Linked DNA regions of Mus musculus: regions 1, 2, 4, 5, 6 and 7 are each linked to region 3. Evidence: chromatin loops called from intact Hi-C (ENCODE). Cell type or tissue: gastrocnemius. All regions are shown on one strand.

Region 1 (4,000 bases), 79 kb after region 3:
TTGCTGTTGTTGTTGTTTGAATGTCTTTGCGACTGGAAGGCATTTTGAATTTCTGATCATTTAGGGGCCATAGTTATTTTTGTATCAGATCTCCATGTGAAAGAACAAAGCCATGTGAGTGATTCATGGCATTAAGTACCATGCCCACTAGGCTTTCAGATCGGGCACTGGATGTCTTGCTTTTCCTGTGGTGTCCCTCTCATTCTGAACATTCCTGAAGAGCACCCTGGTCTTTTCTCTACCCACATACTAAAGAGCTATTAAAACTTGAACTGTCTCCCTGTTTCCCCATATTTAAGCTGACTACATTGACTCCAGCCTTGGCTGTTTGGAGCTGTGAGCTCTCGTTTTTTTACTTGACATCTGATTAGGCCTTTCCCTGCTAGCAGCTCATGCAAACACAGGAAGCAGGGGTGAGGGAGAGGAACTGAGGTTCATTGTCTATTCAGTAGGTACCCGTTGGATGCACCATAGCTTATTTCAAAGTCACAGGTTTACTAATAAGTTCACTCCCATTGGACAGTAAAAGTACAGCATAATGAATTCAAACAAAGTCACTCCCAAGTTGAGGGGACACCTCCTCTCTTTCCTTCATCTGGTACATCCTTTCAAGTGTCTTACAGCAAGGTGCTAGCTTTTAGGTGACCCTAGTACTGCTTGGTGTTACACACATGCATGCACACATGGTTTCCAAAAAATGAATATTTCCTTCCAGGCTCTCAGCACGTTATGTATTCTTGGTTCTCTCTGAAAGAAATTCATGTCTCCCCTCTGCTGTACTGGGTCTTGTAGAGCAGTGGGCTCACTGGGGCACCAATTTAGTGAAGTAATAATTTTCAAGCATGTTAGATTTGATTCTAGGTGATAGAAACAGAGAGCTGTGGATGTTTTGTAGTCAAGTTTAAAGGGAAGAAAATGTGGGAAGAAAAAATAAGCAAAACACAGTACCTGGGTACTGTGTTCTTAAAGGTTGTGTGGTGGAGATGTAGCTGCTGATCAGGGAAAAATGGGTACATACATAGTACTTTGGATGTGTAGTCTCTGTAGCCTGAAATTGTGTGTTTGTGTGTGGGGGAGGGGGAGGAAGAGGGAGAGAGAGGGAGGTATGTGTGTATACACATACATATATATGTATGTGTTCTTGTAGCTGTGTCAATGGGTGCATGCAGGTGCATATGCAAATATGTGTTCACGAGTGTGAAAGCCGGAAGTCAACATCAGGTGTCTTCCTCAATTGCTCTCCCCTTTGGATTTTGAGATAGAATCTCTCACCTAACCTGGAGCTTACCAGCTTGGCTAAGCACAGTGGCTGGCTGGCTCATGAACGCCAGGAACCTGCTTGTCTCACCTCTCTAGTGGCAGCATTACAGGTGTGCACGGCTGTACCCAGCTCTTGTACGTGGCTGCTGGAGATGGATATTCATGTGCCCATGCTTATGCATCAGGCACTTCAGTGAGCCATCTCTCCAGACCTCAAATTACATACGCTATAATATTTACTGATTCTATGAGTCTCCCATGTGCTAGCTACTGTTTCTAATTAATGTGCAGTTTATTGCCACATTGTTGCTCTTTCTAAACATTTTAGGGGCATGTGCACACTCTTGTTATCCCCGAGAAAACAGGAGCAAAGAAAGCTTTTGTTAACTTACCCAAGGTTAGACAGTCACCCAAGATTAACCAGCCTTGCCTGTAGTACCCCAGGAAGGTTGGCTTTTGGACCCTAAACCATTTTGCTCATCTGCCTTTTGGGGGCAGGGGCTGCACTTGATGATTTCATGGGTCTGTAAACATCGCCATTCTACTTAATTAGGATCAGCTCACTATACAGTTGGAAGGATAAATATTTGTCCTGTTTGGTGACAGATGTGATGGGTTTAAAAAAAAAAAATAACAAGTCCTGCACTTTTTCGTACGTATCCTCCATCTGTATTTATTCTGTGGAAAGGTCACTTGCGCACCAGTGCTCGGATTCCATATCTCTCAGCAGCTTCCCTGCCGCTAAAACTTGCTCTATAAATTGACTTCTAAAATATCTTGCAATGATGTATATTACTATCCAGCATGAACCCTCTAGAAGAGTCACTGAATCATCGGAACCTCTGGGCAGTTTCTCCATGAATGCTGCGAGTCAGGAAGGGATTTAGTCTTACTCCCTCTCGGTTGGTCGTGGTCCTGTTGTCTGTCCACCCAGGCACATTTGCTGAAAGGGACACGGGTTCCAGGAGGCTGAGGCGTTTGTATCAGCACTTAGGTCTCTGGCCATGGTTTGTGGTAGAAGAGGGGGTCAGGGAGAGACAAAAGAGACTGAAATGGTAAGTTACTGGAGGTTCTTGAGAAAAATAGAATTAGAAGCATTTGTGGTTCAGATGAAAATAGCAATTTCCTTTCTGCTTGGACCGTGGGGCTTGGCGTGCTCCTGGGAATAGAAAATAAATAAAAATTGATCCCTCACCAGTTGAAGGAAGTGCCCTGACTCTGGGAACCGAGATGATGGCTCAGAGGTTTGAAGGTTAAAAAAGGAAAGAGACAAAAGGAACACACAGCACCAGGGGGCTTTATTTATTATTATTATTATTATTATCATTATTATTATTATTATTTTAAAAGTAATGTTCTATATTAGAGAATGTAGTCTACCAAGAAGGATCTGAGAGGCCATCTGCTGAGACTAGCCACCAGGCAGCAGAACGCAGCGGGCATGAGATCCTTTCTGACCATTGTCCTTCTGTGTCTTCTGCAGGTGAGAAGCCTTACAAGTGCTCATGGGAAGGATGCGAGTGGCGTTTTGCACGGAGCGATGAGCTCACAAGGCACTACAGGAAACACACAGGTGCAAAGCCCTTTAAGTGTAACCACTGCGACAGGTAAGGTGACTTAGAAGCTACGGGACTAAGGAGGGAAATAGTGCAGTAGGTTGGGGTCTGTATGTATGATCTGGGTCTAGTAGCAAGCAGGCCTGTCTCGTGCACAGCTCTATGGGCCTGGCAATACATTTTACTTCTCTACTGCTTGCAAGGGTGAAAAGATGCACTCTCTTATGTAGTAAAGTTTCAGGGTCTCCATTGGGTTACATAGCATTTACTCAGTGCTGGCTTTGAACCAGTGCTAGTAACTAGGTACAAACAAGATGTCATTCCTCACACAGGTAGTTGATGAGGCAGAGAATTAACAGCGTATTGACAAAAGATAATAGAAGTTGCCTCCTCTGGCCTTTTCAATATCATCCATACCACCTTTGTTCATCTTTTATGTTTAAAAAAAAAAAAGTTTGGTTAATGGGAGAAAGGCCGATTTTGAAGGCTTTTTCCAAAGCATTATTGAAAATGGGCCTATCCTTTGGACATCTGGACTGTTCCTTCCTCGCTGAAGACATGCTCAAGGGTCCAAAGATGGCAAAACTCTGCAAACTCGTCCTGTAATTCAATTTCAAACCTTCAGTATTTGATAGTCAAAAGGATCCCGTAGCAACAGATAGTACCCAAGTAATAGTATCTGACAGCCCTGGCATTATCAGCCGATAAACCCCAAAATGGAGACTCTGCAGGCCAAGGTGAAGGCAGGATTAGGTTTAGACATAATCAAATAATGGGCTTGCATCTGAGCATGTTATCCTTCTAATCCTATTTCTGTGTTTAAAAGGAAGCTTAAGAAAATTAACCATCTTTTTAATGCAATACTAAAGGTCTTGGTTATGATGAGAAAAATGCTTCTAATACAATAAAGCCCCCGAAAGCCTCAGGGTCCCCTCGGCTTGGACAGCAGCTAGCAGGATGGCGGGGGAGGTGGGCGAAGGGGGAAGGGGGGGAAGCAGGATGTCCAGGAGGAGGCCAGGCTGTCCTCGGAAGGAAATGAGCTCGGCCTCACTTCCTGCCTCTCCCAGGCCCTGTGCTCCACACCTGCCTCTCCCACCAGCCAGGCCTTCCTCTTGAGAGTTTGCTTTCTTGGAGTGTAGTAGGAGGATGCTCAAATCCAGGCTCAGCCAAGTTGGCCTGGTGTT
Region 2 (4,000 bases), 120 kb after region 3:
AATCAGGGGCCAGCCAGAACTTCCAAAGAAGCCTTCCCCCAAGTTCCTAAGAACCTCTCCAAACAGTGCCACCAACTGGGAACCAAACATTGAAAACATGAGCTTGTGGTGGGACATTTTGGATTCCGACCATAGCACTTGCTCAAAGGCTCCATTCTTAACTTGCCCATGCTGGCTGTATGAAGCCATTACTGTTCATGGTGAATGAAAGTAATTTTGCATTTGTGGAAGCCCAACTGTGATTCTTTGGTGCATTAAAGAGAAAAATAGCAAGTATCTTTGCCTTCTCTACAGAGTTGTTTTCATAGAGGGCTGTCTCTTCTAAATGTTACCAGTCGTAAGTATAAGTGGGCAGTCGATCAAGATTCAAGATTCAAGCTCATCTGTGCTGTAATTGCCCAACCAGCATCTTGGCTTCATCTCTCTGTCCTAGGCCATAACACAGTTTCTCACAAAGCGCTGGGCTCTGGCTCTCTTCCCAGCCCAGGCCGGGCTCCCTAGCCATTTCATTACCAGAAATTACAGTGATCATCTGCCTAACTGGGAACGGCATTATCTGAAACACAATTGGAAACAAACTGAAAGTGTAGGTGGCCCCGAGATAGCTAATCAGAAATGTGACTGGCTGGCGTGTCACATCACATCTGAGAAACATCACAGGTCCTTTTATTGGTCAAAGCACCCCGATGGCCACCAACCTAGCTGGGAAGAATAAAGCCATTGCAGTATTTTCAGAGGTATTGTGGTGGGGAAGGACAGGAGGGCAGAAAGCTGAGGCTCTTCTTTCCACGACCCGTGTAATACACCAGTGATGTGATCTGATTCCAAGTCAAGAATTCTTTCCCAGTGGGAACAGGAAAATAATGTGAAAAAAGTGGTACCACTCATGTCCAGAATAATACATGGTAATTTAATGAGATAGCAGGACACAGGCTTCAAAAAATTAAACTAGGGGAGAGTTTCCAGAAGAAACCAAACATTAGAGTCCCACTGTTCAAGTACCTGCAAATAAGTGTGTGTTTGTGTATAGGGGGCACTGCGGGAGGGGAATCCTTCCAGATGAGTCATGGAACATGTCCTAGTAAAAGGTCACCAACTGTGCCAAGACAAAGTCCCTTTTCTCTAAGGCAAAGCAAAACATGAGAAAGGGATTGCATACTCGATTGCCATGGGAACAAGATCGTCCCAATGTATGTTGTATGGAACAAGATGTATGTTGTATGTGGTTACCATCGCAGTAATGAAGCCCTGTGATAGTTGGTGTGGCTTTTGATGGATATTTTACTCAAGCTCAGTGAGATGGAGGGCCAAGTAGTGAGATAGCCAAGTGAACTGCCCTTTCCTACGCACTGACAAGGAGTAAGGATCTAGACTGTCAGTGCACAGAGATGCTCTCAGTTCTCTCTCATAAGGCTTGTGAGCACAGATGGAAGTTGGGTTTTGTAGCAGGTATTGTTGGTAGGAATTAAGAGGAACATTTCTGAACAGCAATGATGGCTGGTAAATGACCAGAGAAAGCATGAAGAAGAATTAAAAAAATAGTTTTGATCAGCACTCTCCATACATTAAATATCAGAGATGTGCCCCCAAATGATTTGCAGCCTTTGACAATGATGTTCTAGGAAAAAGAGCAAATATTGACATTTCAATAATGTTTGCCCAGCAATCAGTGAGGGGTATACAGCATTCTGGGTATCTATGTTACTGGAATCAATTAGGAAAACAGAGAATTGATATTCTCCAATGAGAAACACATGGTAAATGCTGACATTACAGATAGATAACACTGGCTCTGCAAATCATTTCTGAAGTCATAGGCCTGTCATGCGCTGCCACCTATGTGCATGTAAGGACTCAGGCTGAGAATACAGTCTTACTGCTGCACACTGTTCATTCCATAACCCCGTCTCCCATTGGCAGTTTCCATCCTGCACAGCTAACTCCTGCTCTCCCTCCCTTTTGCCTTCCTCCTTCCTTTCCCCAGTCCTTTCTGCCTTCTCCCTGACTGGGAACAGAACTCTCTGAAACACAATTCGAAGTGACCTGGAAGAGTGTAGGGGGCCCCTGGTAGTGTAATCAGTAGTGTTACTGGCAAATTCTTCCCCTCTGCCTTCATCCCCTCTGCCTTCCTTCCCATCCTGTCTGTCGTCTTTCCCCCCCTTCCTCTCTTTCCTTCCTTTTCTTCATCTCCCTTCTCCTCTTCTTCCTTTTTCCTTCTCCCCTTCCTTCCTCCCTCTCTCCCTCACTCCCCCAGTCTCCTTCCTTCCCTTCCTTCTTTCCTTTCTTCCTTCTTTTCTCTTTTGCTTTACCTACCTTGTGCTAGCACTATTATTTCAGAAAAAATGAACTCTGTGGGCAAAGAAAGGAGGTTATAATAAATAAAAACCTCAAAGTAAAACATTTTTATTGAAATTTTTGATAAAGAGCCTCCCATACAGTAGAACCAAGCTGGAAAGTCCTGAGATGTACAAGAGCTCCTTCTTATCCAAGCGAGAGATTCCAAAACATGTAGTAGGTACCCGAAACCACAGGTAGCACCAAGCCTGTGCCTATTATTATGTCTTTCCTGTATGTGTATGCAAATACTATATGCGTATACATAAATATACACACTGTATATATATATATATATATATATATGTATATGTGTATATGGTATATGTACATGTATATATGATAAGCTTTAGTTTATAAATTAGGCAGAGCAAGAGATTACTGATAGGAACTAATGATAATAGAACATTAAAACAATGGACTACAGTAGAATTGCAAGCCACATTATTCTAATTCTTTGAGGCCATTATTAAATGAAATAAAACATTCTTGGGCAGAAGCCCTGTGTTATCCAGGGCAGTCAGTCTGACAACAGAGACAGCTCCCAGTTGGCTAATGGATAGGTAACACACACAAACACACACACACACACACACACACACACACACACACACACACCTTTAGGTGTGCTGAACCATGGTGTATTCAGGTAGGAAGAGGCCAGACAGTAGGAAACTTCATCACAACCACAATTCAAAAATTGCTTATTTCTAGAACTTCCCACTTAATATTTTCAGACCATGATTGACAGCTAGTACCTAAAGCTACAGGAAAGAGAAACCTCAGGTAAGTGGGGGTGGATAAAGTCTACTTAGCCATGGTCTCTGCTTTCCTGGGGATTGTTAGCTACTCCTTGGCCTCTATGCAGTTGCTTCTGTTTTTCTGCCTTCCTCATCTCTTTCCTCTCTCCTTGCTTCTCATTGTAATACCTATTTAAATGTCCTGATCAGGTGTTTTAACTACATCCCTCTATATCCATGAGAACTCCACACACTAAAGACTACTTTCCCATTTAACTCACATTATTGTTTTGGGGTATTGTCTCTCTCTTCTCACCTCTTCCTCCTTTCTTTTCTCCTGCCCTTTTCCCAGATAGATTTGAACTTCCTTGAAAGTAAGGATATACTGATTTGCCTCACTTTTTTTTCATTAAGTTTCCCCAAATAGCTAATATACCAAGGGGCAGGTGGGAGGGGGTTCATATAATAAATGTTGACTCAAACTGAAATGTTTAGAGCTTAAGTTTGTTGAAGTAAGTTTGCCCACTTGCGGGATGTATTCTTGGTTGCTGTCCTGGTTGTCATATATAGTCAGTGTGTCCCAGGAAGCTGAATTTTAAAAGTACTTTTAGTCTTGGACATTGCCTTCTGTTCTACTGCCTTCGGCATATCAAATCTCGTCCCACGAAGTAGCTGTGAGGGTCCATTAGCAAAGGCAGCCCAGTTACAAGGATTTTTAAAGCAAGGGGTAAGTATGTACAGTCCAGGCAGGCTGGATGGGGCTCAAGCAATCATTAATTCCTCTAAGATGGTTCTGATGAGGCAGCTCATAGTAGCTGTGGACTCTGGGGAAAGTCCCGGTCCTCAGCTTTTGTGGATGGAGAAAGTTTATTTTGTTTGTTTTTGTTTGTTTTGATTTGATTTGATTTCCTCATTCCTCTTTTGGG
Region 3 (4,000 bases):
ACCCACTGGAGCAATTTCTATAAACACATATTAACTTAAAACCAAAGCCTCAAGGTTTTGCCATGCAGAGCCTCATGCAGAAGCCTTATATATCAGACACTCCTGGACTTGAAGCACGGTCTGGCCACTTCCTGCTTATCTGAGCATCATTAATTTGTATACTAAGCTTGGGGATACTCATCCCTTAAGGTGAGAATCCCTATGCTGGTGTCCTGCTGGGTGAAAGGATACATGACGCATAAAAACGTCTGTGTACATAGAGCAGAATGTGTGAGAAATATTTGCCAAAATCTTCAAACTCAAAAGTTAAGATATACTTTGATCAAAAATAGCAATAAGCCGAGTTTGGTGGAACCCACACTCAGGAGCGAGAGGCAGGTCTACAAAATTGAGTTCCAGGACAGGTCAGGGCTAAATAGGGCTCACACAAAACAAGACAACAAAATGCAAACCAACTAAATAAAAATAGCAATAGTATAAATATAAAACACAAAAATTAATTCCCTTGAGCCTTAAACAGTAAATTATGTGATCTCGCCTTGATGTTTACCTATTGTATCCAAGGTTGCTTTTTTCTTTTCTTTTTTCTTATTACTCATAAATACATCTACGTTAGGACCTCTCAGTGGATTTCTGCCCAAGCCCTACAACCAGATCGTGTTGGGGGAAGAGTGGACAGGGTGAGACCTAACAAATTATTGCAAGGTTTCGCTATCTTATTTTCTTCTAGACTCTGGCCTGTTCTCTATGGAGACTATAAGTTCAGGTGCTATTTAATTTCTTTGCTTAAAGTCTGGGGACAGTGGACAACAACATTTAATGCCTCCTAACAGTGACATACTACCCTAGGCGTATTTTGTTTCTTCTAACAAGAGTGGCAGATATTTGAATTCTTGTTCCTGGGAAGCCCAGGCCTTTACTGCCATTTGCTCAAGTCATGGAGCTGATCGGAGGCAGCACATTGTAAGCAAGGCATCAATTATGCAAAGAATTTTGTTTCTTTGACCAACAAGAATGTCAGGCACTAAAGGGCAAATAAACCGGCTTTTCTCCAATCTTAGTAATTAATTTCCTCTGGGGGAAATGGGTGATCTTTTGTTTTATGAAACAAATGTAATGTTCTTATCAATAGAAAGGAATGATATGGAGTCGATTAAATTGTATTTCTCCCATTGAAGGTATAAGGACGTTTCTCGTGTCTAAGTACTGAATTCTGTAGTTATTCTAAAGGAGTCCAGCTTTCGGTGTATTTTGGAGAAGGCACACGAGCCATTTAAGGTCAAGCAAACAAATGGGCAACTCTTAACCACGTGCATTGCACAGGTTTCCATTTCTGAGCTTGCAGAATCTTGAGATCTTTAGAGCCCTGCTCCATACCTGCTCCATGAAGTTACTGGATAAACCTCTTGTAAGGATCTGCTAGCTAACTGCTCCCCGCTCCAGCCTGCACCCTAATTCGACCCACGCTCCCCCTATTCTCTTTCATGCACACGCTTAGATGCTGGACACCAGACTCCTGGCCAGGTTTTAGGCTCAGTTCAGAGGAAAAGGAGGGCGGTAGGCGATCGGCGGCGCGCACGGAGGCGCGCGGGCCGGGGCGGGGACAGCGTGCAGCGTCGGGGGCGGGCGCAAGCTAGTCTCCGTGCAGCTCGCCTTTGTTCTCTGCCATTGTGAGGCACTTCCTCTCTGGCACTTCATTTCGGCACCCTGTGGGGAATTCGGAACTGGCTTTTGGGCTTTAGTCTGGGGTACGTGACGCTGTCCTGAGCCTGGGCTCTCCCTTGCTACCCTTCTTCCCCATGCTTGGCGGAAGGCCGAGTGCAAAGAGCTCCTTGCCCCCGACCGCTGCGCCGCCGCTCTACCGGCTGCTCCCGCAGGAGGCATCTTAACCCAGGACCGGGACCGCACCTCCCGATCGGCCACCGCGGCAACCCGTCCCCTCGGATCTGCACTGGGTACGGGCGCCGGCGGCTCGGGCGAGCCCTGCAGCGAGGGTCGGAGGCCAGCGCGCAGCCCGAACCCGGCCGCCTAGGCGTCCCAGGAGCCAGCGCAAGTGTCGCAGCAACACTCCCTGGCGCTCAAGCTCCCCGGCCGCCTGGCGGACTCCTCTACCCCTTTATATAGCCCTCTAAAAATAGCTTGCCTCGTACCGCCTTGTAAGGCAGCAGGGAGATCCGCAGCGCGCCAATCGGCGGCTGCCGTCGGGGCCAGGCCCCGCCCCATGGTCCTCTCCGAGTGCCGCATTGGTCCTCAGTGACTTCATGAGCCCCCTGTTTACCTTACATGGTCACACGCGGCCTAATGGACGCCCTCCTCCGAGATCCCACGGCTGCGCGCAAAACGGGGCGGAGGGAGGGAGTTTGGGGAGGGGGAAGAGCAGGAGGAGGAGACAAGGGGGGGGGACTACAAACTAGCGAGGATGGGGTGGGGGGTGGGGAGGGAAGGGAAGGGGTGGGGGGGGAGAGAAGCGATCGCGAGAAAAAAAATGCAACCTCCCAAAATAAAGAGCAAAGATTGCATTAGGAGCGAACAGCGCTGCAGATATAGATGGCAGCTTCGTGTCAGTGAGTTTGCGTTCCCCTTCCTGATCCACGCGCTGGAGTGATTAGAGCCCTGGAAGGGAATTGTTACTCCCGTGAAGTCCCCTTTTCCTGGCAGTCATCTGCACTGTACACGCTGGATCCCTCTCTCCGATCCACCCCACTCACTCGCTCCTCTCTCACCTCCTCTCTCACCTCCTCTCTCTCCCTCCTCTCTCACCTCCTCTCTCCCTCTCTCCTGCATTGATTTTTTTTCTCTCCTTTTTTTAGTTGACTGAAACAAAACAAAACAAAAGGGCCACTGGATGTCTGCCTTCTTGGGGGGTGAGCCAGACAGACTGACAAACAAACAGACCCAGCTGAGCTCGGGGGAGGGTTTCTCCTCCGGTTTTGCCCGGCAGCAGCAGCATGGACGTGTTGGCTAGTTATAGTATATTCCAGGAGCTACAACTTGTCCACGACACCGGCTACTTCTCAGCTTTGCCATCCCTGGAGGAGACCTGGCAGCAGGTGAATGATTTAAATTACTTGTGTAAATCGTGTGGCGGCGGCGGAGACGCAGGGGCTGCGTTTGGTGTGGGCTTTGAGTTGAAATTTTTTTAATTAATTTTTTCTTTTTATTTATTTATTTATTTTTTGGCTGTGTGTTGTTTAAAATGTTTTGTGAAACAATCATATGCGCTTACCTCTCCACCCACCCCTAGCCCCTTAGTGTGTTGAGCTGAGCCGGTCCTAGCTGCCTGCATTTCTGTCACCAACACACATCCTTGCGCACACGTTGTCGGCTCGCTGTCCCCTAGCAGAGAATTGCTGGCGAACTTCTCGGGTTTGGAGGAGCCGGGTGGGAAGGTGGTCGAGCAATGGTTGACAGGATACCACGTTCCTAGATGCAGGAGTTCTGACCTTAGTACTTAAATCAGCTTTATCCATTTCAACTGGTCCTGAAGACCGTCAAGGGGGGTGGGGGGAAGCACGGAGTGTTTTTCCCAGTAATTTACTGAGTGTCAATAAAGAATAGGAGCTTGATTTTTAGATACAAGGTGAGCTGTACGAAGAGAAGCCAGGTGACAAAAGATGCTTAAGGATATGTACAAGGAAGATGAGAAGATATGTCTCTCTTAGGCTGACAATGTATTGTATGGTTTCTCTAGCTAATGCCTCCAGAGAGAGCAGCCTGTACTGTGTCCTTGCTTTTTGTTTGTTTGTTTGGGGTGCCTCTCAGGTTAGCACCACCTTGGACAAAGGGTGGTGTGTGCTTCCTTGCTTCCCTACTTTGTCTTAGAGGACTAGTTAAGAAAACTCCTAGGATGCTAAAGGGTACCGGTGCCAAGTTCTCTTGGCATCTCCGGGAGGTTGAAGCCTGACTGGGGACAAGTTCACTGGGCTTTGTGAAGTGGAATAAAGAAAGTGCTGGTCAGTGGAAAGTGCTGGGTCTGCTACGGAAACAGTGGTTTTTCCAG
Region 4 (4,000 bases), 74 kb before region 3:
ATTGACCAAGGAGCCAGGGAAATGGCCCAAAAGATTCTTTGTGCTCCATAAGGCAAATATAAGATCTATAACAAACACCAGATAATCTGAAACTGAACCAGGAGATTACTGGGTTTTTTGTTGTTGTTGTTGTTGTTATTGGTGATTGATTTGATTGATTGTATCTAGCTAGGCTGGCTGTCAGCAAGCTCTAGAAATCATCCTGTCCCTATTACCACCCCTTCCACCAACACCAGCGCTGTTGTTGTGGGTCTGGCAGCCATGTCTGGCTTTTTTTATGTTGGTGCAGGGGACACAAACTTGGGTCCTGGTTACACAGGAAGTGCCTCTTTTCCCCACTGAGTCATCATCTAAACACCAAAGTAATTGTTAAATCTGTGACTTAGTCATTCCAGATTAGGGAACCCCTCCATGACACCCATTTCCCAGAGTTTTTCTTCTACCTTTGTGTCCTTAGTAGGTCCAAGGTGGGTGCATTCTGTGGTTTTGAGGTATACTCTACAACTTTAAACTCTATCCTCACTAAGTAGCAGACCTAGTGGGAGAGGGGACACAGCCAAAAGGACATCCCTGTGGAGCCCTCTATTGTACTCCTAGAGGAGAGTCTCTCAAAATCTCTGGGATTCCCTTTACATTTTCCAAAGCATACATCACCCTGGACTAGAAGGGACTTGGGGTTTAGGGATGCCCTCCACCCTGAGCCCAACATGGACAGTAGCCCATTTTGAAAGCTCCAATCCTCTTGGAGAGGAAACAGGGAAGGTGTCTCAGAGGAGTGGCATGTTGGCAGGTTCAAGTAGGGGAAAGGAGCCAGGGTGGGTTCAGCTATGGTTCACAGAGGTGGCAAGAGGAGAGACTGCTGGAGGCTGGGCAGGTCACAGTCTACCAAGTCATCCTAGTATTTGAGATTGAAAAATATGGGAAGGTGGCATTTGAAGGTAGTGTCCATGCCAGGTATGAACTCTGGAGAGATTGATGATTCAGATCCAAGCTGACCCCTTGGGAACTAGGCACTGCCCTGTACCCCAGGATCTATGACATGAAGCCATCAGCAGAATCTGTATCCAGGGGTCTTAGTCAAGAAGGCACATCACAAATTCAAAAGTACATGGGACAGCCATGGCTATGGCAACCAATCAATAAAGGCTGGTTATGATTTTATTGTTCTTCTGTATTGTTTCTTGGGTTAGATTATCTGGTGTTTACTTATATTTCTTACATTTGCTTCACAGAGCACAAAGAATCATTTGGGCCATTTCCCTGGCTCCTTGACCACTCCACTCTCTCAATGGTAGCGGTGACCAAGAGTATGAAAAAGATTTTAGTGGGCTGGCTCACCCAAGAGGGAGGAGCTAGTGCTTATGCGTTTAGGAGTCTGAAACTTCAGAAGCAGCGATTTCTTGGATGCTCTGGGGTCCAGAGCGTTCCCGACATTGCATGGGCTATTTCTCGCTCTTCCTGAGGAATTGGGGGTGGGTTCTGAAAGGTAGATTGCTAGAGAGCGACAGACTCAGATTCCAATTCTGCTCTGAGTCGAGAAGTACATTTTGATTTCTCTCTTATTGATGGGCCAGCCTTTGGTTCCTCTGGAGCCTGAGAGTCTGTGGGAGGACTAAAACCCATTTTTCCCCTTGTTTTTCTTTCTCTCTCTTTTTCTTTTTCTGTTCCTATCAACACTTGTCAGGGATTCAAGGGGTGTGGGGGAGGGGTGGGGGAGAGCCTGGCAAAAGCCTGGGCTTCTCTACAAAGGCAAAAATGAGTCTAAACAAGGATCCGAGCAAGGCATTGTTCCAACACCACCGAGTGAGGAAAGTAGGTCACTGAAGAAACTGCAGGTCTGACTGAACTGGGGATTGAACTTATCACCCCAGAGCTCATTGGTGTAGAAAGCAAGCAGCCATTGAGGGGTCCTGGAGTAGCAGCAGTCTGCTGCTGGGAGCCGGGCAGACTCACACTGTGAATGGCTGCCTGCACCATGGTCACTGCCCCTGCTGTGTTTTCTCCCTCCCTTGCCCCCCATCACACCTGCCCTGAGAAAGCAGCTGAGATGCCTCTGGAGAACAGAGCAGGCCAGGTGGCAGCATCCCAGCTGCCAGATGCAAATGCAGAGCTGGCATTGGAAGCACCCACCCCCCTCCTAGAAAGGCAGCTCTAATTATAACCAACACCAACTTTGTCCCATGAATGGCTAGCAGCGGGGATATGCTTTCTCTTCATCAGCCATAGCCAGGGGTGCTAGACAGACTCTCCTTGGTAAGCCTGCTCTCTTCTAGGGGCCATGATGGTTTCAGAGGAAGTCTATTTTTGTTTTTCCCTGGGTGGGGGGGGCGGGGTTATTCCTTGGGACACTTTTTTTTTTCTGCCTAATTTGGACTTCTTTCGGGCTTCAGTTCCTTCAGCGACAACAGCAAAATCATGGGAGGGACCACTTCATACCTGAGTGTCACACTGTTAATACCAACAAGCACAACAACATAGGTCATTCCTTTATCCAATATTTTCAACTCTGACCCAAGAAAATCTGGTAACCAAGGATCAAGTCAGACATAAACCATGAACTTGGTAGCCAGTGGCTGGTTTTTCCTCTGTGACATTAGCATTGAGAACAATGCTTAATATAATAGAGACTAAAATTCCAGTTCTGCCAGCTACTCATCTTGCAACTCTTGGCCATGTACTTCAATTTGTCACCTGCAGATTTCCCAGTTGCACAAGCGGGGTAATACTATTTATAGCAGACTTAGAGCTTCACTCTCAAATGTGAAAGTGCTTTTCTCAGACCTGGCACCTCTAGGAAGCTCGAGCCAGTGTTTGCTTCTTCCTTCCTCGTATTTGAAAACGCTGAAGGAATTTCTGAATGAAGTGTGTGGAGATAGACATTCCTAAGGCTGCTTCCTAAAGAAATGATGTAGAAGATGCTGCCTCTGCCTTGCCATCTCCGACACCGCCCACTACCCAATGCTGCTTTTAAATGTAAACTATTGAAAATTGAGAAAGACTAAAATGCCACAAGTCAGCTGTTTGGTGGCCACACATGGCTAGTGGCTATCACACTGAGAAATACATCTGTAGGACATTCCACCATTCCAGAAAATTTTCTTGGACAATATCTGCCACATTCTTCTAGAAGTTAGCTTGTCTATGCTGATGAGAGCATCTTAAGTCCAACTCAGATTCCCTTTTGCCTCAGCTCCTAATATCTCCAAGGATACCATCTAAATAGATGCAGTATTTTTTTTTTTCTTTTCAGGACTGAGGATTGATCTTGGTAGGTAAGTGTTCTACAACTGAATCTGTCTTAGTCCATTGCTGTGAACAGACATCATGGCCATGGCAGCAACTCTTGTAAAAGGCAAACATTTAATTGGGGATGGCTTACAGTATCAGAGGTTTAGTCCATGACCATCAGGGCAGGAAGCACAGTGGTGTGCAGGTAGACATGGTGCTAGAGAAGGAGCTGAGAGTTCTATATCCAGGTTGGCAGGAAGCAGGAAGTGACAGTGACATACTGGCCAGGCTTGAGCTTCTGAGGCCTCAAAGCCTGCCTCCCAGTGACACTCCCTCTAACAAAGCCATACCTACTACAAAAAGACCACACCTCCTAATAGTGCCACTCCCTATGGGCCTATCGGAGCCATTTTTATTTAAACCACCACTGAACTGGATCCCCCAGTCCCTTTCATACTTTTTTTTCTTTTGAGACAGACTCTTATCAAATTGCTTAGGCTGGCCTTGAACCCACTCTGTAATTCAGATGACAAACAAGCAATCCTTCTGTATCAGCCTCCAAAGTAGCCCAGACCACAGCCATTTACCACCATGCCTGGCAACTCTATTTATCTCATAACATAACCAAGAAAACCACCGCATGTGCACAGGGTTGCTTCTATCTTCCTCTGAGCTGGACAAGCATGTTTGTCTCTCTATTTGTTTCCACCTTCTCTGTAAAGTGGTCAAGGGAAGGGTCTTAGGGACATCTCCTGGACAAATGAGGCTTTTA
Region 5 (4,000 bases), 330 kb before region 3:
GGCTCTGAGCTTTCAAAAGTGTTTCTCTGCCTGCTGTGTGTGGGTCAGAATGCTAAGCTCTCAGCTACATCTCTAGCCTCATGGCTCTGTTTCCCACCATAAGGATCATGGACTAACCCTCTCAAAGTGTAAGCAGGCCTCTATTTAAATGCTTTCATTTATACAAGCTGCCTTTGTCATGGTGTCTCTTCACAACAATAGAACAGTGACTATGGTACTGCTATTACTAATATTTTGTTGTGTGTTTTCCAAATATGCTCATATTATAACAGCTGCTGCTGGGGTTCCCACACCCCACTCTTCTTTCTTCTTCTTCTTTGGGTTTTTAAGACAAGGTCTCATGTAGCTCTCAAACTCTATATAGCCAAGGGTCACCTTGAACTCCTGATCATCTTGCCTCATTTTCAATCACATCTCCTTGGAATTGAGCTGTAGTTTATTGTAGATCCAGTATGGTCTTCTGGTGACACTGGCTTGGTTCTTACAGGTTCGGTGCCTTCTGTAGACTAGGGACACTGTACAGATATGTTCTGGTCTACAGTTATTTTTCAGAATCCCAGTGAGGTAGGAGGGACATGCCATTACTGTAAGTATCCATTGAAGACTATAAAGAGGTAAAGAGTCTTCCTGTGGGTGACTCAGCGCGACAGTCTATCAAAGGAGAAGACTTGAATATGACTGTAGGTTTTCTGTTTGTTCATCTCAGTGTAGCCTTATTGCCTGGCTTAATTATTTCAAATGCAGATCCACACTTCAGTGCTTTAGAGATAACTAGTAATTTCTAAAAAAAAAAAAAAGGCTTTAAATTCTCATAGGTAGTTCCATTAACGAAGGGATAAAATGGGGGAAGTGGGAGGGAAGTGAGGAAGGGAAGAGTTAAGTCAGAATGAGTGTTTGCAAACTCGCAAGAATTTACATTTGTGGAAGTCTGTGGCTGTTGAACAAATGTGTGTATCACAATTTTTAGAGACAGAACAGAGGGCATTCAACACAAATGCCTACAAAACACAGACACCTGTTAACATGAGAGAGACCGATGGGGGCACGTTAGGGAGTGGTGGCATTGTCAAACCAGAGAGGGCACCTTCCACCTCCAGGTGTTGGCCCTCCTCAGATCTAGCAGAAAACAAACAAACAAAAAACAAAACAAAACAAAAACAAAAAACAAACCCCAAACCTTCTTCAGCCTTGTCAACTCCTCTCATTCTGCTGAGGACCAAAGCCAGGAGATTTTTATGTAAAATGATAATTTTTAAAAAAGTACACTATAGACCACACTAATGATGCTTGCAAGTGAACTGTGCCTCAGGCTCCAGCCTTGGCACGTGTGAAATTTGATCTCTAGAGAGTTTCAGGTTGCTAAGTAGTGAGGGTTTCCTTTTCTACTGAAATATTCTTCGAGTTGGCGGGACTCTGTTGGAGTTATGAAATGCCTCCCCCCACCCCCCGTTTCTGCAGCAGTCTGCTCCATTCTCTAGAGCTGATGTCTGTCCTCTGCCTCTCCACAGTTCCCACACAGGTTGCCTTCTGTGGACTAGCCCGGCAGCTCTGAGTGCTGGTCCTCAGGTCTAAGCTGTGCACTGTCCTGGGCCACAGAAACTTACCTGACTTACTGAAATCATAAATGATCAGTCCCTTTAAGAAGCCAGGAAGTGGTTGGTTTTTTTAATCAACAACCACAGACCGTTACGTTTACCTAACTGTTTATGAACTGGTCTTGCGTTTACTTCACATGTACAAATGCTTTTCCTTGGAACGGAAGACAGTCACTTCTGCCAGATCCTGTTCATTTGAGAGTTCTTCTGAGCTTATCGCCATGGGAAAAACATTTCTTCCTCCAAGGATCTGAGTTCTGAAAGTTCAGGGGCCCAGTAATGCCATGATTTAATATCCAGTAATTTCTTCTGCCCTCCTGTAAAACCTATGTAAAATGGTAAATCCTAAATCCGTATTGAAACGTAAAGATGGTGTTGTGCTATGTGCATATTTTCCTTTGTGTGCTTATGCTACACAAAATGGATGCAATATTCTATGAAATACTTTTGGAAAACGAGATTTTAAACAAAATCATGCTATTAGAAGGTTGACCACGAGAGGGCAGCATTGTCTACACAAATCTGAATCACAGGCCAATGCCAAGGTTGTATGGCTTAGCCACCATTTGGTTTCAAATACGTGGGAAAAAAAATATTAGCAGCAGCATTATTTATGCTTACATTTGCATTCTTTTCAATAAGGAACTTAGGTCTCTAGGTCTGGCTCACCATTAGGACAAGTCTAATTCTGTCTATATAACAACATCTATTTTCCTCCCCCACTGTGTTTTTTTCTCTTTTCCAAGCAAGCTTCTTTCATATTCTGCAGACAATGTCTGTAGCTTTATTATTTGTTTTAAGAATATGATAACGCTCTTTTATGATCCAGCCATATGTGTGTGTGTCTGTGTGTGAGTGCACGCACACTCATGGATGAGGGTGTAGGTGTTATGCACATAGAAGTCAATCTTGGGTGTTGTTTGACATTTCCCACCTTGGCATCTGTCTGTCTGTCTATACATGTATGTATGTGGTATATATGTATCTGTATATATGTCTATCTATCTTTCATCTACCTATGTATGTATGTATGTATGTATGTATGTAAGTTCTCTAGCACTAAGACTGTAAACAAGGTCCTTGTTTTTTCTTTTTCAATGTTCTTGATTTCTTTTTTACTTAGTCACTTTACATCCTGCTCACTGCCTTAGTCCCTCCTCGTACAATCCTTTCCCCCTTCTCCTCTGAGCAGTGAGTAAGGCCCCTGGGTATCCCCACCACCCTGGAACTTAAAGTCTCTGTGAGGCTAGGCACTTCCTCTCCCACTGAGGTGGCCCAGCCAGAAGAATATATCCCACACACAGGCAACAGCTTTTGGGATATGAACCACTCAACAAAGAACATACAGGGGCTGGACCTACACCTCCCTGTACATATGTAGCAGATGTGTAGCTTGGTCTTCATAAAGGTTCCTGCTTTTTATATGGGTTCTGGAGGTTGAATTCTGGCATTCTTGCTTGTCTCTCTGGTAAGCAATTTCCCAGTCTGAGCTGTCTCCCCAGGTGAAGCCCTTAGGCAGTCCAGTGCAGTGGACAGATGCAGGCCGGTGGCTGGCTGCCTTCTGAGGTAAGGCAGGTGTTACTACACTGCTCTTCTTTAGGGAACAGGAAGCAATACCAGCATTTACTTCATATGGTTCTTAGTGGGCCTGCTGTCTAGAAAGTGCACAATATAAATATTGCAGGGAGAGTGCTTTTCTTAAATTGAGAGGTAGACATTTAAAAATCTGGAGAACTTATATAAAAGCCTAACTTATATAAAAGTCACATGGCCAGTTTCTTTATTCACATTACTTGTCTGGTCCCTAGGGCCAGTTCTAGGCTCTTCTTCCCTTCCCCACTGGCTCCTCCCCATCTGAAGCCAAGGACAGTGAAGCCTGAGAGGTGGTGCGCAAGAACAGCTGTGGGTAGAAGTCAGCTGAACTCTTCCCCACCGCAAACTGTATAACAGGACTGACCGCTCTGGGTCCTAAGGACTCTGCAGATTCTCTTATCTGAGCAACGCAAAGCCCTTGGTACCACATTTTAATCTAATTTGTTTCTTTTGTCAGATTTCATCTTCAGGGAGAAGTCTTTGAGGGGCCGGGAGGGGCCATGTCCTATGGGACATTTGGTTTCATTCATTCCTAGGTGGCAGGTTGAAAGGGCAGGGCTGTTAAACTGTGAAGGACAGCTGCAGCCTGATGGGCAACAGGGGAAGGCCCTGGGGATCTCTCTCTCTCTCTCCCTCCCTCCCTCCCTCCCCCCTCCCTCCCTCCCTCCCTCCCTCCCTCCCTCCCTCCCTCCCTCCCTCCCTCCCTCCCTCCCTTTCCTCCTTTCTTAGCTCTGTCTGTCTTCCTATCCAGATACGTGAAGGCTTTTCTTATTTTCATTTTCAATCTAGAGAAGAAATCCGATTTCTGAGAA
Region 6 (4,000 bases), 180 kb before region 3:
TTCGAGGCCAGCCTGGTCTACAAAGTGAGTTCCAGGACAGCCAGGACTATACAGAGAAACCCTGTCTGGGAAAAAAAAAATTCATTCATTGTTGTTTTGTGAAAACACTAAAATGGAAAGGTATGGTTTGAGAAGTCAGAGAAATCAAGATCCAGCTTTCTATTTCTTTAGTTTTCTCACACTCCTGAAGTCACTGAACTTTGATACTTTTGTCAAAGGGAACAGAAATAATACTGCTTGTTTAGTATCAGGATTCTCCAGCGCACACCATAAGACAGGGGGAAAGCGTTGCCAGCTATAAAACCATCTATAGAACGGGGCACACATGCTTCTCAAGAGCGCATGCTCCAAGGCATTTACTATTTTCCTTTTATTTATGTTTTATATCTGCATTAAATGTACACTTCCAGTTTCTGTTATTTGATAAAAATAAGTCCTACAGCTATTCCTTGGGCCAGTTCTTCCTGCTCATAGTTTAAGCTTCTGTCAGCAGAGAAGCAGCAGTCTCTGCAATTAGTTGATGCTGATTCTAGTGGCTTCCAAGAAAAGACTTGTTGGATTTGGGGACTTATTCTAATAATCTGAGAATCTTTGCCTTTTTATGTTGAATTCTCCCATTTAATTAAAATATAACTGTCCTAATTATTCAAATTATATCTCTCAACAAATGTTTTTAATCTTTTACTACATTTGCCTTTAGTTTGTATGTATTTTTGCTTCTTAATACTTCATTAGCTTTTCTTTGGCATTTTATTATCTACCTTGGCTTTGCTGTAATATACAAATACTATTGGGTTTTTTTTTTTACGTATTTTTCTTATTTCAAGCCATTTTATCACTTTGTTAGTAAAATGTTTTAGTTCATAATTTTAGTTTTCTCAGAGGTATACTTGTGTGATTTTCAAGTACTTGGGAACTTTTGTTTACAGAGTTTATCCCCTGTGCTTCTCAACTTACTGATTCAGAACTCAACTTACTGATTCTAGAACAATAACTGTCCACAACGACTTTTTAGTTTGATTCCTACACGTGAATGTTTAGCCATTAAGCCAAGTCTTTATTTTTATCCATCTTTATCATAATGAGTGGGCATCCTTCAATAACTAGTGAAACATTTCCTATATGTTTAGGGAACAATGTTGATTTCTTCAGGTATTGTCCCTGTTACCATCACAGAGGCCCATGACTGTCGAATCAGTGAATACTTTGTGAATGGTTTTGTCTTGGAAGTCAGTCGGTGACACCATGCATTCTAACACCCGAGGGCCAAGATAGTGGGTCAACGAAGAAACAGTTGTAATAGTGGCAATCCCTTTGGGCATATTCTCCTGCAGAGCTTTGAACCACCATTTAAAGTAATGGTAGCGGACACACTAGTTGATAAAACTAAGGATAGAGGACATTGAAGACGGCAGCATGGTATATAGGAGTAAAAAGCCGTGCCTTACTCTGAAACTGGAAGTTAGAAAATTGTCAAAGATGGTGGGTTTCTATGGTCACCTCCTGGCTCTCAATCCCCATGTCACAGGTTCCCACTCAGAGCCTGCACAGAAAAAGAAAAAAAAAAAAAAAGAAAAAAAAGAAAAAAAACCCCAACTTTGGACCAAAGGCTGAGAGTGAAATTTCAGGGTCACAGGACTTGCATTTTGAGATGCCAAACCCAGAAATACCCCGTAAAATGAAGACGGATGCACTGAAGAACACCAGTGTCTACACTAGGGGCTCGCTGCCTTGCAGCTGCCCAGTTGACCTTTCACCAGGGTGTTTAAATGGGGGGAAAAAAAGAGCAGCGCTTTCCTCTTCCTCGGGCAGCTCAGAATAGCTGCTTCCTTTCGTATAAACAAGTCGTATCTCTGGGAATTTCTAAAGCTGAATAGTGTCTGCTCAGAAGCCATGACTCATGACTCACGCTGTTTCCTGGCAGGCTTCACAAATGCAAAAACACCTCTCCGAGCAAAGACTCTGACAAGAGTGGTCACATGAAGCCGCAGAGTCCTTCATTTTAAACACAGGAAAACAAGAGTCGAGGGAAACTGCCAGTACTCTTCTTGGGAAGCAGGCCTCATCAGGCAGAAAGTTCCCCCATTGGCTCAGCTGGTGTCGTGGCTGTCCCCCCATTGGCTCAGCTGGCTTCTGTGGCTGTCAGGCAGGCCCACTTGGAACCTTGTCCAGGCCTGTGGCTTTAGACCCTCCATCACTGTCTGCCCTCTATGTTTGGAACTTACCGAGCTCAGCTTCCCCTGGATTCTGAGGGGTAAAGGTTGTCTGAGGTGGGGCTCCCCAGGGAAATTACCAAGGGGTCACAGTGCTGGAGCTTGGGACCTTCTTCTTTGCTTCTGGCAGGAACTCTGAAGCAAAACAGTCTTCTTGCTGCAATTTCTCTTCCTCTAGGCTTCTCCTCCCAGATCCCATCTGGTCCCCTCTTTAGGGCCACTTAACTTTTCTCTTGTTTCCAAACAGTCAAGAAACAAAGAGGAAAACTGCTTATTGGCTTCTCTTAGTTCAAGAGTATAACAACCTCTGTGTGTGTGTGTGTGTGTGTGTGTGTGTGTGTGTGTGTGTGTGTGTTTGGGGGGGGTCTCTGTTTATGTGTTTATATGGTCTCTGAGTGTGGTTTCTCTCTCTCTCTCTCTCTCTCTCTCTCTCTCTCTCTCTCTCTCTCTCTCTCTCTCTCGTTTCTTTGCTTATGCATTTGTGTGGTCTGTATGCGTCTTCTCTGTTTATGTGTATGTGTTTATAAGGTCCCCTACACCTGTGTGTAATTGAGTATATGAACAACAGGGCAAAGTCTCTGCTTTCATGTTGAAAGAAAAAGATTGAAAACCTATAGGCAAACAAGGACATTGCTTTATTTACACCTATCTCTTAGCTTTCTACAGATAACAGTACAAAAGACTGGTTTGCATACAGCTCTGTGATTGGGGTGTAGTTTAACCCCTTGGTCCACAGTGCAGCTGGGTATCAGTTCTACTAGAACCAGAATACTAGCACTGGAGATAATGGGATATAAGTGCCAGGTCAGCTGATATATCAGATGATAAATATTTCACATTTCCCAGTCATTACGACCTGAACGTTTTCAGCATCAGGTTGCTTCAAAACAAAACAGTCACACAAAGCTGGAACTAAGGCTGGGATCAGGTTGGAACCAAGTCTTGTTCTCGGTTGACTCTGCCAGAGAACTGGTCTGGGGGAGGAGGACAGGATACAGAGGGAACAGGAGAGGGCAGAGCTTGCAGGGGACTCTGAGTTTATTGCACTGGCAGGATTTACTGGTTTCATTTCACCCTCAGATCGCTATGGTGGCCCACTGGAGACTTGGAGTGCAACACTGAAGATTTTCATTGTAAGAGTTTCATGTGCCCGGAGCACATGGACCCAGACAGTCGGTTACTCCTTTGGTGACTGGTGGGAAGTGGGGGTGGTGATCTTTGTTACAGACCTCATGGCTTAGAAGATGAAGGCAGTCCCTTTGTGACTTAGAAAATACCAGGTTATGTTGAAATACCTGTCACAGGGCTGTCTGTGCATCGTGTGTATTCTGTCTGCACAAAGCCTGTGCAACTGGGGTGAATAAACAAACGCTATGGAATAGTTGATGACTTGACTTATAAAGAGCAAAGATGGGTTACTTGTCAACATCTGGGGGATGAGTGCAATCTCAAATAGTATGATTTTAGGTAAAATTTATTCCATAAATAGTTTTTTTTCTTAAATAAAATAAAGCCATTTCCTATATGTCAACTTTGGGCTGGTGAGATGGCTCAGCTGGTAAGAGCACTGACTGCTCTTCCAGAAGGTCCTGAGTTCAAATCCCAGCAACCACATGGTGGCTCACAACCATCCATAATAAGACCTGATGCCCTCTTCTGGTTTATCTGAAGACAGCTACAGTGTACTTAGATATAATAATAAATAAATCTTTGGGCTGGAGTGAGAGGGGCCAGAGCAAGATAAATAAATAAATAAATAAATAAATAAATAAATAAATAAATAGTCA
Region 7 (4,000 bases), 410 kb before region 3:
ATTGTAAAAGAAACAAGCAACCCCCCCCCCCAAATATATAAAAAACTGTGCACCTTTCAAATCAACTAAAATTTTGGGCTTTGCTTTTCAATTGGGAAATGATCATCAGGGCACAAGATTTCAATAGATGGCCCAAAGGTATTTTGTGCTAGATCTTTTGAAGGCAGATGTGGTGCAAAACTGAGGCTAGGATCAAACTCTTAACTTTGAGAAGATATGGCAGGTTTAAATAGGTCATACTGCAATGCCCTTTAAAAATGTCTTTGGATCTTTAAGGTGTCAATGACTTTTGACAGTCCCCTTTGCAGATGTTCTAGGTGAAGGAAAAAAAGGAACACCACAACCCCTGCTGGCTTAAACTGCCATCAACCTCAGGCTGGGATTACCTACGGCAATATACAAATAATGGATAGTTTCAATAACTATTTTTAGAGTGAGAATTATATCAATCCTCCATTAAAGTTCAGACAGAAGCGTGTGAGGAGCATGGCAGAGGCTAAGGGGAGATACGGATGACTCAAAAAACCTTGGCAAGACTGCCTCCCTTCAAATGACAGAAAACGAAAAGTACCTTCGCTAATACTAATTTCCCCTTCGATAATTTCTAAGGGTTTCAGAATGATTGACCTCAAGTGATCATTATCTTAGTGGAAAGGGTTAAAACCGAAACTGTTTTCAAGCACCAGCTTCCCTTTTACAAGATCCCAACAGTTTCTGCAAAAAGTTATTACATGTATGTTTTCTTAGCACCTCTTTCCTTCCCAAAAGAATGCATTCCCAGGACTACTGATTCGTTCTTCATCTTCAAAGCCGAGGGGTGAGGGAAATAGTAAAAAAAAAACAAAAAACAAAAACAAACCAAACAAAACAAAAACAAAAAACCCCAAACCCTTAAAACAGCCTAGGGCAGAAAACAGCATTTTCTCCGACCGCGTGGGAGCCGGGGAGAGGGGCAAGAATAAAATACAGCACCAGAGAAAACCTTGGGTTTCGAACTTTATTGCACAAAGAGCGCTGTAGAGGAAAGCAGGTCGGACGTTGCGGCTCGCCGAGCGGGCACCGCCGCGAAGGCGGCAGCACCTTCACCTCCTCTGCCCTCAACTGTCTCCTTCTTCTTCCTCCTCCTCCACCCCCCACGGGCACCCAGGCGGCGGCCCGGGCGGCCAGCCCGGCACAGCCGGGGCGAGCGAGCGTGCGAGCAGGCGGGCGGCGGCGGCGAGGAACGGGGGGCGGCGGCGGGCGGCCTCCCCCGGGGCGGCTCCGCTCCGCGCCGGCTCCGGCTCCGCGCCCGGCACGGCCGGGCCCGGCCCGGCCCGGCGGCGGGAACGCGGGCGCCAGCTTGCCGCGGCCGGCCGCCCGCTCGCTCGCACCCCGCCCCGGCCCGGCCGCCCCCCGCCATGAGCGCCGCCGCTGGCTGCAGGCAGAGTCGCTGCCGCCCGGCCGCCGCTGGCTCCAGTCCGCCGCCATTATTCTTTGTTCGCTGCGAGCGGCGGCGGTGTTGTGGGGCTCGGGCGGAGGCTCCATCTTTACCGCGGCCCCTCCTGCGAGGGGAAGGCCCCGAGCGCGGGTGTCCGGCGCCTCCCCGGCCCCCCTCTGTCCCCCCGGCTCTCTCCGGCTCCTGCCTCCTCCTCCTGCTCCTCTTACCGGTGGTACAAGCTCCTCCGTCACTGCTTTCGTTCGCGGCCCGGATCTCGCTGGAGTTTTATTCTCTCCCCCACGTAACACACCGCGTCAAACTACACCTCCGCCGCGTCACTCACCAACACTCCGCTTCTCCCAGCCGCCCGGGCCACAGGCAGCAGCAGCCGCCGCCGACTGAGGAGCCGCAGCCAGGGAGCCAGCCAGCGCCGCCCAGTGCCGAGTGCGCAGCGGCCACTCACGGAAACAGCCGAGCTCGACCCGGAGCCGCTCGACAGGCCCCGCCCCCGCGCTACTGGCGGAACCTGCCGAAGGCCTTCGGCTACTTCCCGGCGCTGCGAAGGGGTTGACCGGGGAAGCTGGTGTAGGCGGTTTGAGACCCGCTCTGGAGGCACGATCCGAGCCTCACTGTGGCGGGTGGAGGCTTCGGACGCCAGCTGAGGAGATTTGGAGGAAGCGGGGTTTGTGTGTAGCCAGATTTGGGGTGGTGTGGGGATTCCCGGGGTGGCGGGGACTTGCTGGAAACCCCCGCGCGGTCTGATCCTGCGGCGGAAGCAGACCGCCCGGGAACTTTGACGCGCCGCGAGGGCCCAGAGCCGCGCGGACGGCGCTGGAAGGTTGGAGACGCCGGCTACCGGCCAGGGGAGTCTGCCGGGCCGGAGCTGGTTCTTTGCTGGGAAGAAAGCTATGGCACAGGTGGCATGTGGGGATTCAGCTCCGCTTTGCGGCCAGCCAGAGCCCCTAGGTACTGGGTACCGTCCTCCCTCTGAGGCTGGAGAAATGATCAGCCATGCTGCTCTCAACACTTGAAACAGATCCCCACCCTACCTGCCCGCGACATCCTGTGCTGACTTTTCTCAGCCCTTTCTGCAGCGGTGGCACGCTGCTGCGGCGTGGCTTCCACCGTTTGCACCCCAGAACTTGACAGTGTGACTTCCGTAGCCTCAAAGCTACCGCAACTGCTCTCTGAGTTGCCCCTAACCGCCAGTTCTTCACCTTTTGTTGTTGTGCCGTTCAGCCCTCTTCCTATAGTTTTGTTCCTGCTGGACGCCAGCCCTTGTTGACGTTTTATAACACTGAGCTTGCCTTCATTCCGTGTGTCCTAGCCGTTCCCGCTTTCCCAAGGACATTATACTGAAGAGTAGCTTAATTTTCTTTTGTTTCTAACCAGAACTTTTAGCATGCTAACGTCTCTTCCTCTCTTTAAGAAGACTCTTGTGGCATTGGTGAGATGAATAAAGGCCCTTGCCACCAAGCCAGATAATCTAAGGTCAATTTCGAGAACCCACGTGGTAGAAGGAGAGAACCAGCTCCCATAAGTTGTCCTTTGACCTCAGCACTTACATCACAGTAGTATGTGTGGGCAATAAATAAAATATAGAAACTTCCTCCTTAAGCTCCTTTCCGAGTTCCACCTGTCTTTTACTGTCTCTCTCCATTTGCAGTGGCTCTGAATTGTCACAGTCTTCCTGTCTATGTAGTTTTGCATCTTGCATTTTCAAGACCATCCTAGCATTTGATGCTGTTTGACTCTTCCAAACACTCTCTCCCCTCTTCACTTGCCAGTTTTCCTTTTAACCCTACTCCTCAACAACTAGATTCTCCTTTATCTAACTCCTGTGCAGGAGTCATCTGAGCCCGGATCCTCCACAATCCTACTGTAATCTCTTGCCCTAGGTGGTCTCATCCTCTTCTACTGGCTTCAAATGCCTTCTCTCAGACACTCCAGTCTTAGTTAGGTCTCACCCTGGGACTCTGAATTCCTCTTCCCAGCAGCCTCTGCTCCGGGTCCGTTTGGCTAGATGCTCAGTGTGTAGTCTTACTCACCTCGAGTTCTCATATCCCTTCCTCCCACGGTTCTTAGCTCAGTAAAGGGTCAGGACATCATTCAGATACATTGGGAACCGAGTCCACTTCTGATACCAATTAGGCTCCCCTGGATTGCCTGCTTCCTGAAAACTTGGGTGTATGAGCTGTGTCCCCATGCCTTCTCCACCAGTCTTTTAAGCTGCCTTCGTCTCTTGCCTGGAGTCCTGCAGTGGCCACTACCCACATCCTCTAAAACTGCCCCTGCCTCACTCCAGTCTATTTGCCAGTCAGATTCAGTTAGATCACTGCCTTTCCTAAAGCCCTGCAAGTGGCTTCCCTTTTGCTTCATCAACACTGGCTTTAGCACCATTCTCTGGACTTGTCTCTTGTCCCTCCTCCATCTGTCTCCTTTACTTTCTGTTCCCCAGCCGTATTTACTAGTCTCTTTATTTGCAGGCTCTTCTCCCGCTTTCCCTCCCAAGTCAGGCTCTCACCTCCAGGCTTTGCTCTTGTCATCCTCTTTCCCCAGAATGCTTTACTCTTACCAAGACAT

Evidence for each region. Hi-C counts contacts between places; a loop is a spot of excess contacts. Peaks named below come from ENCODE experiments on the same cell type or tissue, not always from the same donor. Only the 100,000 strongest peaks of a DNase experiment are listed, where the experiment ranks them.
Region 1: a loop joins it to region 3, with 4 times the contacts of the local background. A loop is called at or near these places in 14 of 42 quality-filtered maps.
Region 2: it touches region 3 in a loop (3.0-fold over the local background); 3 of 42 quality-filtered maps call a loop at or near these places.
Region 4: it touches region 3 in a loop (2.2-fold over the local background); 15 of 42 quality-filtered maps call a loop at or near these places.
Region 5: a loop joins it to region 3, with 4 times the contacts of the local background. A loop is called at or near these places in 24 of 42 quality-filtered maps.
Region 6: a loop joins it to region 3, with 3 times the contacts of the local background. A loop is called at or near these places in 23 of 42 quality-filtered maps.
Region 7: a loop joins it to region 3, with 2.2 times the contacts of the local background. A loop is called at or near these places in 14 of 42 quality-filtered maps.

What each region holds. Positions count from the first base shown.
Region 1 is chr1:64,041,181-64,045,180 of GRCm38, reverse strand. Klf7 (Kruppel-like factor 7 (ubiquitous)) reads left to right here. Exons shown (of 4, transcript NM_033563.2): 3 at 2,744-2,867. Mir6899 (microRNA 6899) reads left to right here and starts at 2,680; the gene lies at 2,680-2,743. In gastrocnemius, no CTCF peak of the experiment used is centred here; no DNase peak of the experiment used is centred here; H3K27ac peaks cover 2,846 bases.
Region 2 is chr1:63,996,169-64,000,168 of GRCm38, reverse strand. No RefSeq gene overlaps it. Among named protein-coding and RNA genes, the nearest start is that of Gm13749, 33 kb to the right of the region's middle. RefSeq lists an enhancer at 3,597-4,000. In gastrocnemius, a CTCF peak has its summit at 1,826; a DNase peak (open chromatin) is centred at 473; H3K27ac peaks cover 1,556 bases.
Region 3 is chr1:64,119,950-64,123,949 of GRCm38, reverse strand. It overlaps Klf7 (Kruppel-like factor 7 (ubiquitous)), which reads left to right and starts at 2,561. Exons shown (of 4, transcript NM_033563.2): 1 at 2,561-3,050. The coding sequence starts at 2,949. Gm35880 (a long non-coding RNA gene) reads right to left here and starts at 2,383. Exons shown (of 3, transcript XR_373464.4): 1 at 2,279-2,383. In gastrocnemius, a CTCF peak has its summit at 1,942; DNase peaks (open chromatin) are centred at 2,593, 2,977, 3,284, 3,947 and 2 more places; H3K4me3 peaks cover 2,928 bases; H3K27ac peaks cover 3,368 bases.
Region 4 is chr1:64,194,214-64,198,213 of GRCm38, reverse strand. The region is part of intron 1 of Gm35880 (a long non-coding RNA gene); the gene reads right to left. Among named protein-coding and RNA genes, the nearest start is that of Gm39654, 60 kb to the left of the region's middle. In gastrocnemius, no CTCF peak of the experiment used is centred here; DNase peaks (open chromatin) are centred at 1,836 and 2,017; H3K4me3 peaks cover 462 bases; H3K27ac peaks cover 1,497 bases.
Region 5 is chr1:64,446,388-64,450,387 of GRCm38, reverse strand. No RefSeq gene overlaps it. Among named protein-coding and RNA genes, the nearest start is that of Gm36148, 68 kb to the left of the region's middle. In gastrocnemius, a CTCF peak has its summit at 2,080 (motif pointing right); DNase peaks (open chromatin) are centred at 2,104, 3,090, 3,526 and 3,699; H3K4me3 peaks cover 311 bases; H3K27ac peaks cover 46 bases.
Region 6 is chr1:64,303,652-64,307,651 of GRCm38, reverse strand. No RefSeq gene overlaps it. Among named protein-coding and RNA genes, the nearest start is that of Gm35803, 26 kb to the right of the region's middle. In gastrocnemius, no CTCF peak of the experiment used is centred here; a DNase peak (open chromatin) is centred at 2,100; H3K4me3 peaks cover 865 bases; H3K27ac peaks cover 3,318 bases.
Region 7 is chr1:64,530,665-64,534,664 of GRCm38, reverse strand. It overlaps Creb1 (cAMP responsive element binding protein 1), which reads right to left and starts at 1,861. Exons shown (of 9, transcript NM_009952.2): 1 at 1,645-1,861. In gastrocnemius, no CTCF peak of the experiment used is centred here; DNase peaks (open chromatin) are centred at 1,172 and 1,857; H3K4me3 peaks cover 3,067 bases; H3K27ac peaks cover 3,055 bases.